Linked DNA regions of Homo sapiens: region 1 is linked to region 2. Evidence: chromatin loops called from intact Hi-C (ENCODE). Cell type or tissue: GM12878. All regions are shown on one strand.

Evidence for each region. Hi-C counts contacts between places; a loop is a spot of excess contacts. Peaks named below come from ENCODE experiments on the same cell type or tissue, not always from the same donor. Only the 100,000 strongest peaks of a DNase experiment are listed, where the experiment ranks them.
Region 1: a loop joins it to region 2, with 2.3 times the contacts of the local background. A loop is called at or near these places in 2 of 110 quality-filtered maps.

Annotation. Positions count from the first base shown.
Region 1 is chr16:84,891,916-84,896,915 of GRCh38, forward strand. All of the region lies in intron 14 of CRISPLD2 (cysteine rich secretory protein LCCL domain containing 2), which reads left to right. Among named protein-coding and RNA genes, the nearest start is that of LINC02176, 34 kb to the right of the region's middle. In GM12878, no CTCF peak of the experiment used is centred here; a DNase peak (open chromatin) is centred at 2,116.
Region 2 is chr16:84,751,972-84,756,971 of GRCh38, forward strand. All of the region lies in intron 4 of USP10 (ubiquitin specific peptidase 10), which reads left to right. Among named protein-coding and RNA genes, the nearest start is that of USP10, 54 kb to the left of the region's middle. RefSeq lists an enhancer at 241-320. In GM12878, a CTCF peak has its summit at 2,592 (motif pointing right); DNase peaks (open chromatin) are centred at 150 and 2,620; H3K4me3 peaks cover 558 bases; H3K27ac peaks cover 1,780 bases.

The DNA of each region.
Region 1 (5,000 bases), 140 kb after region 2:
TCCCTCCCAAGCACACATGTCACTGGTGCCTTCTGTACTCTAGAAAGATTTTAGTGATTTTCTGCAGCATTTCCAGAGTTAAGACTTTGCTTTTCTTGCTCCTCAGACTCTCTGCTCCTCCGTCCTGTGGACTGGCATCTGTGATAATGCTTGGGTTCAGCTTTTCTGTGCCTCAGTTTCCTCACCTATAAAGGGGGGAATAATATTACCTGCCCCCTGGGGTGGTGGCAGGGCAGGAGGTCTCCAGGTGGGGTCCCCAGGCCAACAGTGTCCAGATCAACCCAGAGCTTGTTGGAAAAGCACATCCTCCGGCCCCACCCAGCTCTGCTGAATCGGAATCTCTGGGAGGGGCCCAGCAGCCTGCGTCTGAGCAGGTCCTCGGGGGCATCGTGCTGCATGCTCGACTGTGACAGCTGCCGTTCTAAGAGTCACGCGAACCTGGCAAACCTGACACAAGTCAGTCAGCACACACGTCCCACCCTTGCTCCAGCCTGGCCTGGGGGAGAGTGCAGAGCCTGTTAGATGTGGAAATAACAGCTCAATAGTTTCTGTTTCTTAGGGTTTCTGGACACATAGAGGGATTTTCAGTGACCCAACCCTTGAGATTCTCAGCGCTGAGTTGTCCAGTACAGTAGCCACCAACGGTGGGTGCTCACTGAGACCTAAAATGGGCTTATCCTGAGCCCGTTTGGAGATGTGCATAAGTGTGAAAAACACACCGCATCTTCAAGATTTTATACCCTTGATTCTGATATTATTTTGCTACTAAGAGTCATTCAGCCAGGCGTGGTGGCTCACACCTGTAATCCCAGCACTTTGGGAGGTCGAGACGGGCAGATCACTTGAGGTCAGGAGTTCGAGACCAGCCTGACCAACATGGTGAAGCCCCGTCTCTACTAAAAATACAGAAATTAGCTGGGCATGGTGGTGCACGCCTGTAATGCCAGCTACTCGGGAGGCTGAGGCAGGAGAATCGCTTGAAACCAGGAGGCGGAGGTTGCACTGAGCCGAGATTCCACCACTGTACTCCAGCCTGGGTGACAGAGCGAGACTCCATCTCAAAAAAAAAAAAAAAAAAAAAAAGTCACTCATTCACTGAATATTCATCACGCACCTGTGCTGGGACCCAGGGCACAGATGATTGAGCCCTAGAACTCACAGCTCAGAAGGGGAGTGAGCACTGGAGCCCCCAACAGGGTGATGGCCGGGACAGTATGTGGCGCCCGCTGCACTGGGGACACTGCTCCCCCAGTCCCCAGCAGGGTCACCTTGGGCAGTCTCCCTGGGCCTTGGCAGCTCCTCTCTCTAATGGGTTGCCATGAGAATTATGTGAGAGGTGTGTGTCCAGCCCTCGGCTAGCGGCTCACAGTAAGCATGACATGAAACCCAGGGGCACCTGTTGCCACAACTTCAAAAGATGCCATGGTTCTTTTCTCATAGGGTCAGGTGGCTGGATCCTAAGAAATGGCCTACATGACTTATCTCTCAGGATGAGGGGTCAGGGATCTTCCAGGAATTCATTCTTTCATCCTTGCTTCCATCCTTCCAACGCTCACTCCATGCAGGCATCATACACTTAGGGAGCGCTGACGATGTCCCTGGCACCCAGGATCCCACAGGGAGCACAACAGCAGACCTCTGCCGTCATGGGATTTGCCATCTAGTGAGAGGACACAGTGCAGAAATGACAATGCCAGCAGCAGGGCCCAGGGGGTCACTGTTGTGGAGGGACAGTTCAGGGAGGCATCAAGAGGGCTAGTCTTACTGTCCAGAGGGGACTCCTTGGGGACATGGCTCCCAAGAGAACCCTGCAGAGACACCTGGGTGTGGCCATGCCCTGTCCTTTCCTTATTTAGGTGGGATCTCAGCCACCATCTCTGCACAAAGCAGAGGCTGGGAAATTTCCCAGGAGCTTATTCCCAATAGGGGCTGTGGAAACCCAGCCTGGAGTCAGAGGGTGGCTCTGTCCCTGACGGCTGGTAAGCCCTTGGCGAGGGGGCGGTCACAGGCAGTCCCAAGGGAGACGTAGATGTTGTATATACTGTGACCAGTTCACAGCAAACTGTACTTTAAATGTAGGGAATCCTTCAATCACACAAACCACCAAAACCCCCAAACAGGATTCTCAGCACACGGGGCCGAAGGTCAGTTCTGCTTCACAGTGGTTTTGGTTTAGCAATGATCCTCCTCTAGAAGAGGACTTCCTGGACGTTTTGAAAGGCAGCCATGCAGAAATGAGGCAACATAAGAGACTAGCACCTGCTCTCTCACCCCTGCCCACCTGGGTATCAAAGGAAAGAAAAGACATCAGGAAGAGCTTTCAATACTGGGACGAAGGTGTCTGAATATTCTTGGGGAAATGCCGGACATCTGGGTGAATGTCAGTTCAGAATTTTTCTTAGACCAGAACCATTTTTTAACACAGATTTTGCAAGAGATTGGGAAATATATAAACAATGACAGTGAGCATTCTTGGCCACTTGATTTTTTAAAATGTCACCTTTATACAAAGGTATATATGGGTGCACAGCCATCTGAATCGCAAATTCATTCACCTAACACTCATGGGCAGCCCCTGCGCTAGGGACTGGGGACACTGCCGGGAACAGAAGAGAGAAAAATCCCTGTCCTCATAGGGGTGTGGTCTGCTGTGGCAAGTGCAGCAGAGATATGATGTGAGCACACATGGGATTCTAAAGTTTCTAGAAGCCAAAGGAAGAAGTAATGGAAGGGAAATTTTAGGATGCATTTTACTTATCCCAATATATCCATATTATTTCAGTATGTAATCAATAGAAAATTATTATTAGAAATAAGAAATTTACATTCTTTTTTGGGTATAAGGTCTTGGAGATCTGGTGTGTGTTTCACCCTTAGGCACATCTCCATTTGGACGAGCCCATTTTGGGTCTCAGTGAGTACCCACGGCTGGTGGCTACTGTATTAGACAACTCAGCACCGAGAATCTCAAGGGTCAGGTGACTGAAGATCTCGCTATGGGTCTAGAAATCCTGAGAAACAGAAGATACTAAGCTATCATTTCCAGATCTAAGGAGCCCTGCACTCTCCCCCAAGCCAGGCTGCCCCGAGGCTGGGACATGAGGTTCTCTGTGCTCTGCAGAGGAGCTGCTGATAGCAGACAGGCAGGTTCCCCTCCTCCACTCGTATTCCAAACTTCCACCAGCTCTGCACACGTTAGCACATCTCATTCCCCAACAGCCCTGCAAAGTAGGAACCGTCATTATCCCTATTTTATCAGTAAAGGAAGGGAAGCACAGAGAGGTTAAACGACTTGCCCAAGGTCACCCAGCCTACCAGGGGCAGAGCTGGGACTCAAACCTAGGCCGCCTGTACCAGAATCCATGCTTTTAAGCAGCACTCATGACTTCCTCAGCCTGGACAGGCCACTGAACTTGGGGCACAGACCCTTCCCAAGAAGGGGCCAGGGAGACCCTTGAATGCCAAGATATACTTGTTCCTGTCTTTACGATACAAGAAATACATACTTATTATTTAAATAATACATCCAGAGAGCAAAAAGTAAGAGTCCCAACAGGTGCCCTGTTAACCTCAGTTAACTGCTGATTTATAACTTTTCTTGACCTGTTTTTCCCCCGTGCACATAAAACTCACATACAAATCAAAACGGAGATTGTATTATACGTGCTAGTCTGAAACTTTTCCCCCCTAAGAATAATGATATATTTCATCAAATGAGATGAAGAGGTTTGACAGTTCCCTAGAGTGTGGGCTTTGTGAGGATAGTTCACTCACCACTTGTGCATACCCAGCCTGCGTTGCCCACATTCTCACTTTGAAGGGAGGGCAAGGTTTAAACCTAGCAGGGGCGATGGCATTTGTAGCTCCCGGCTACTGAGCACCTGCTGGATGCTCGCCTCTGGCCCAGGTACCTCCCTGGAGAGGCTCATGGACTTTTTACAGTGTCCCTAAGGAGTGGGCACTTTGAGGAACCCAGTTTACAGATGGGGAAACTGAGGCTCAGAGAAAAGGGTTAACCAGCCCAAGGTCCTAAAGATGAGAGCTAAACCTGTACCTGTCTAACTTTGAAATTTTCCTGAGGGATCAATAGAGGGGTGAGACTCTGGGAGAACAAGATTGGAATCCTTTTTTTTTTTTTTTGGAGATGGAGTCTCCCTCTGTTGCCCAGGCTGGGATGCAGTGGCGCGATCTCCACTCACTGCAACCTCTGCCTCCTGGGTTCAGTGATTATCCTGCCTCAGCCTCCCAGGTAGCTGGGATTACAGGCACCCGCCACCACACCTGGCTAATTTTTTTCATATATATATATGTTTAGTAGAGATGGGATTTCACCATGTTGGCCAGGCTGGTCTCGAATTCGTGACCTCAAGTGATCCGCCCACCTCAGCCTCCCAAAGTGCTGGGAGTACAGGTGTGAGCCACCGTGCCCAGCCAGGATTGGAATCCTTTAAAAAAAAAGACTATATATAGAGAGAGACACACACACACAGACACATACACATATACAGACAGTCTTAGACACTTAAGATCGTTCAACTTATGACTTTTCAACTTTATAATGGTGTGAGAGCCATATGTATTCAGCAAAAACCATACTTCAAATTTTGCATTTTGATTGAAAATTCTTTATACTAACTTCCTTGTAAAATAGGCCTGTGTTAGGTGATTTTGCTCAGCTGTGGGCTAAGGTCAGTGTCCTGAGCACACGGAAGGTAGGCGAGGCTGAGCTGTGATGGAGGCGAGGTGTATTCAGTGCATTTCCGATGTGGACTTCTGACTTCCGATGGGTTTATCAGGACGCGACCCACCGTAAGTCAGGGAGCATCTGTGTCCACAGTCATGTATGTACACTCATACATATAGAGACAGTTATATACATATAAATGATATTTCTTAATAATTAAAAATAAATTACACTTTTTAAAAGCCAGAAGACTAAGCACTCAGGGGTTCCTCTTCTGCCGTCCTTTTAGTGCTGGCTTCAGGACTCCACAGGGCAG
Region 2 (5,000 bases):
TCAGTGGGCTGATTTGTGGCAGCCCTTGTGAGCTACCATCTAGCATGTATGTCTTAAAATTTGAAAAAAGGCTATTAAGCAACTCCATTTTTCTGTATGTCAGCAGATTTCATAAGAGTGAAATTTCAGTTCAGCCTTTTCATGTGAGTTATTACAAAAGTGAACTACAGGTTTCAATTTTGTGTCTTTTATGAGTCATTCTGGCATTTTGTGCCTTTTCTCACACATTGTTCTAGGCAGCCCCACCAACTCCTGTGACAAAGATGGACTGGGGGAGGCCATCTTCCTAAAGTTGCTGTCTGAACAGTTAAGTAGTAAATTATACCAACCATGATGAATTGAAAAGAAGGCTTCTGGGGAAAGTTTGTTATTAGAGCCAACTTCTATTATATGCCCTTAAAGAAGGTAAAATAGATACACCAATGGCAATGACTTTGGAATGCAGGTCAAGTTTCAACCTAGAAGTTGCCTGCCCTCTATCCTTGGTGGCCCGCCTTCCTCATTTTTATTCTTTTAGCCTCCATAATTGGAATGCGTATTGGACTTTAGGCTAGGAATAACATTGTAAATGAAAATGTTGATGTTGAAAGAGGAATTTAAATAGAGCGAAGAGTGATATTAGAAATTTGGAAGTGGTATTAGTTCTGGCTTGTCCGTAAGACCTGACTTTTGCATGATAACAATAGGATTCATTCACTTGAACATAATTCGGTCTGGTCTTAGGAGGAATTAGAACTGCTTTTGCACCCCTGTTTTTTTCACTGCGAGGAAGAAGAGGAGCTCACGAACTTCATAAAGCGTTAGTGTCTCCTCCAGTTGATGGTTATCGAAATGAGTCAGGATGGAAGGCTTAGTGTACGTGTGAGATGTTACAAAAGTGGACCTTAAATGTTTCTTGAGTGTTTGGATCTTAAGAGAAAATCTTTGACAATAAGTATTTAATCTTCATTTCTTACAATCATTCCTCTTAAAATGGAGCTTTATTTTTTAAAAACGTATTTTTTTTTTCTTAAGAAACAGGGTCTTGCTCATTCATTCAGGCTGGAGTGCTGTGGCATGATCATAGCTCACTGCAGCCTTGATCTCTCAGGCGCAGGTGGTCTTCCTGCCCCAGCTTCCTGAGTAGTTGGGACTATAGGCAGGCACCACCATGTACAGCTAATTTTTTTATTTTTTATTTTTTATTTTTCATAGCAACAGAGTCTCACTGTGTGGCCCAGGCTGATCTTGGAACTCCTGGACTCAAGTGATCTTCCTGCCATAGCCTCCCAAAGTGTTGCCTGAAATAGAACTTTATTAATATATCTTTAATATGTCAAGATGTTTAAAACTTGTCAAGATTTTAAGGAAGTTGGGCTAACATTTCCTCTTGGGATGCTGAAAGTTGTTGGTTTTCTCAGACTCTCACATAAATTCATTTGCTTTTCCCTTCTCCTTCCACCTCTATTAGCTCTTTATTTTCTAGGGGGGATTCTGATGTCTGTATTGAGCTGGCCGTCATGCCGGGAGTGGTCTGCTTATGTATTTACATGCGTGCTCATCTTTGCTATAGCTGAGCGTGGTGCAGCTCCTTACCTGTTCCAGGTGCGGAGTGATCTGCCGCACAATGAATGAAGTGGCAGAGCCAGGGCGCGAACCCCCGTCTTCCTGGTTTGTGTGCCTGGGCCCTTGCCCTTTACTGTGCGTCTTCTCAGGAGCTGTCATTTAGACTTTCTGGACCAGGAGCTAAATGACCTTTAAAGTCTGTTGAGTCATTTCTAACAAATATGAGTGGAGTCATTTGCCGTAACCAACAACTTTAATCTCCAGATGTTTAATTGATCCTGTATTACTGTCTAATGAGAACTTACTGTATGCCATGCACTGTCTAGTTGGAGTAATGATTGGCCTTGCCTTCAGGGTAGTCTAAGGCATAAGATCAGAAAGGAACAGATGGCAGCTGTTTGTAGGGAGAAGTGATCATTGGCAGAGGGGTGTTGAGGGGAGAAAGCAAGGAGGGGAGGCCTCATGCAGCTAGTAGGGATGGCAGTAACAGGCTGAGGACACAAAAGGCCACCAAGTCCTGTTACCTTAGATGGTGCGGACTTTGTTGAGCAGTTGAAGTGTGAGAGTCTTGTCTTTAAGGAGCCTCCTGTCCAGAGAAGGAGGCACACAGCACTAATATCAGGTAGGCAGTGATGAGGTCAGCTACTGTGGAGACAGTGTGGAGAATCTTGAGTGCCTTCTGTCGGTCTTACTCTGAGATTAGGATTTAGGATCATTATAAGAGATTAATAACAGAATGATACGGTATTTTAGTTTATGAAAGACTTGCCACTAGATAAAATTTTTCTACAGTAACAGAATAATCATTAAGAAAAATCTAGGTTGTTCGTGTCTCTTCTGTATTTTCCAAGTCTGAAAAGGTTTATTCTGCGTTTAACGACGTCGTACCAGAATGGCCTTTCAAAGACTGTCAAAGGCTTGAAGGAAAGCTTGGTGGAGTACATTTCCTAGTACACGTCCCAAGGGCCCGTACGTATGTTCTGCTGTTGCAGAGGTTGTGCTCGTTCGCTTTTGTAGGTTCCTTGCAGTTATTGAACAAACCACTGGGTGGTGCTAGAAGACTTGATTTTAATACTGTGCAAGAAAAACTGAAACTGCTTTTTAACCTGCCTGCGCCTCAAAATAAGCAAACTGGAAGCTGGTATCGATTTAAGGGAATGGCTGATGTAGAAACTAAAGGTTTCTGTCTGACTAGTTCATGCTGTCTCACAAATAAATGCTGGGAAAAAAGTCGGTTTATAGTTGATTTATGTATCCTTTGATTGCATAGAGATTGAATGGTCAAGCCTCCAGGCCATGCAGATTATTCTGGGCCCCTAACTCAGTTAAGAACATGAAAGGAGGCCAGGCACAGTGGCTCACACCTGTAATCCCAGCACTTTGGGAATCCAAGGCAGGCGGATTGCTTGAGGCCAGGAGTTCGAGACCAGCCTGGCCAATGTGGCAAAACCCTGTCTCTAGACTTTGTCCCAGAAAAAAAAAAAAAGGAGCTGTGTTTTCAGACAGAGCTTAGTGCAGCCAGTTCTTGATGGCTGTGCAATGCTTTCCTTTTAAGAGTGGAGTTAGCCTCGTCATAAAGCGTGTTTTTGAGTCTGTTCGAACGGGTCAACAACGAAGGGAAGTTTCAGGCAGATCTTGTATGCCTGGCCCTGGTGGCTGCTTTCATTTCCTTCCAGTATCAGTGCTAAACAGGAATGAACATGTTCAAGCCCCGTCTCACCCACCTCTGGCATCTTCGCCCTAACTCTGCCCTAGAAGACCTTTCCTTCCGTATCGTCAAGAAAACTGAAGTTGCTGTTTCACTCCTTCTCCCACCCAGAAACTTCGCTGCATCTTCCTGGATCCCTAGCTCCTTGCACCCATGATCCTGTCTCCTTCCTCAGCCCGGCTTCTGGCTGAGCAGCCTGCACTTGCTGTCTTCACTCCTACACGCTGCCCCCACTCCTACACGCTGCCCCTGCGTGCTTCTCACTTCTCTACCCTTCCAGCCCTGCACTCTGGGGACCTGTGCGTATGTTTGTGTGATTATCAATCTGTTGAACCCAGGAGGTCGAGGCTGCAGTGAGGCATAATCACGCCACTGCACTCCAGCCTGGGTAATAGAGCAAGATCCTGTCTTTAAAATAATAATTATGATTGGGTATGGTGGCACACATCTGTAGTCCCAGCTACTCGGGAGGCTGAGGCACAAGAATTGCTTGAGACCCAGAGGCGGAGGTTGGAGTGAGCTAGGATGGTGCCACTGCATTCCAGCCTGGGCGGCAGAGTGAGACTGTCTCAAAAAAAAAAAAAAAAATCAGTCACTTGCTGGTCTTTTAATATACATATACGATTTACTGGTGTCATCTGGGTATCTTTTACTAACATCTCTAAAACTGAGCTCATTACCACACTAAACAAAAAATAACCTGCTCATCTGTTGTATTCCTCCTCTAGTTGGATAGCACTGCTGCCCCAGTCAGTGAGAACCTTCTAGTATATCTGTTCTTCCTCAGCTTCCATTTGGTGGCTTCAACCCCTGACCTTCCCAGAGTTTCTGCAGCCCTTGGATTGGGCTAAGCATCCTTCCCCACCCCCCGCCCCCCATCTCCCAACACCCCTTCAGCTTAGCCTGTACAGTGTGTGTTTGGAGCCAGGGACATCACAGTTCGTCCCTTCACTGGTCTGCGAGCTTGCCTAGGGCAGGACCACCTTGCATTCATCTCTGTGCCTTCCTTACCCGGTGCCTAGGCAGGGCTCAGCAGGGGTTTACTCGCCTTCAGCGAAAGGCAGCATGTTATTTAACAAAGGTTTCAGCCACACACCATGGCTCATGCCTGTAATCCAAGCACTTTGGGAGACCAAGGCAGGTGGATCACTTGAACTCAGGAGTTCAAGACCAGCCTGGCCAACATGGTGAAATCCTGTCTCTCCTAAAAATACAAAAATTAGCCGGGCGTGGTGGTGCACGTCTGTAATCCCAGCTACATGGGAGGCTGAGGCAGGAAAATCACTTGAACCCAGGACACAGAGGTTGCAGTGAGCCAAGATTGCACCACTGCACTCCAGCCTGGGTGACAGAGCAAGACTTGTCTCAAAAAAACAAAGGTTTCTATGTTAGAAAGATAGCAGGCTTTGAGTCTTAAGGTTAGGTTTAAAAAAAAAAGTCATTTGATATAAAAATACTATGGCAAAGCCTTGTTGGAATCATGCTGGAGTTTTCATTTGAGACACTATGCCTTTACGTCATTGATGGTTATTTGAAAATGCACCTTTTTAACACTGCAATGACATTAGTTGCTGTTCTGTGGCACACACTAGAAATGATAGACTGTTGTGATGATATGGTTTAAAGACAAATGTAAAAATCCACTGTCAATAGACTTTAAGCCTGTGGGGAAAAGTAAGTATCTGAAACCTTGGAATAAAAGGGATTTTTAAGTGAAGCCCCTTATATATTGAGGAAAGGGCTCAAC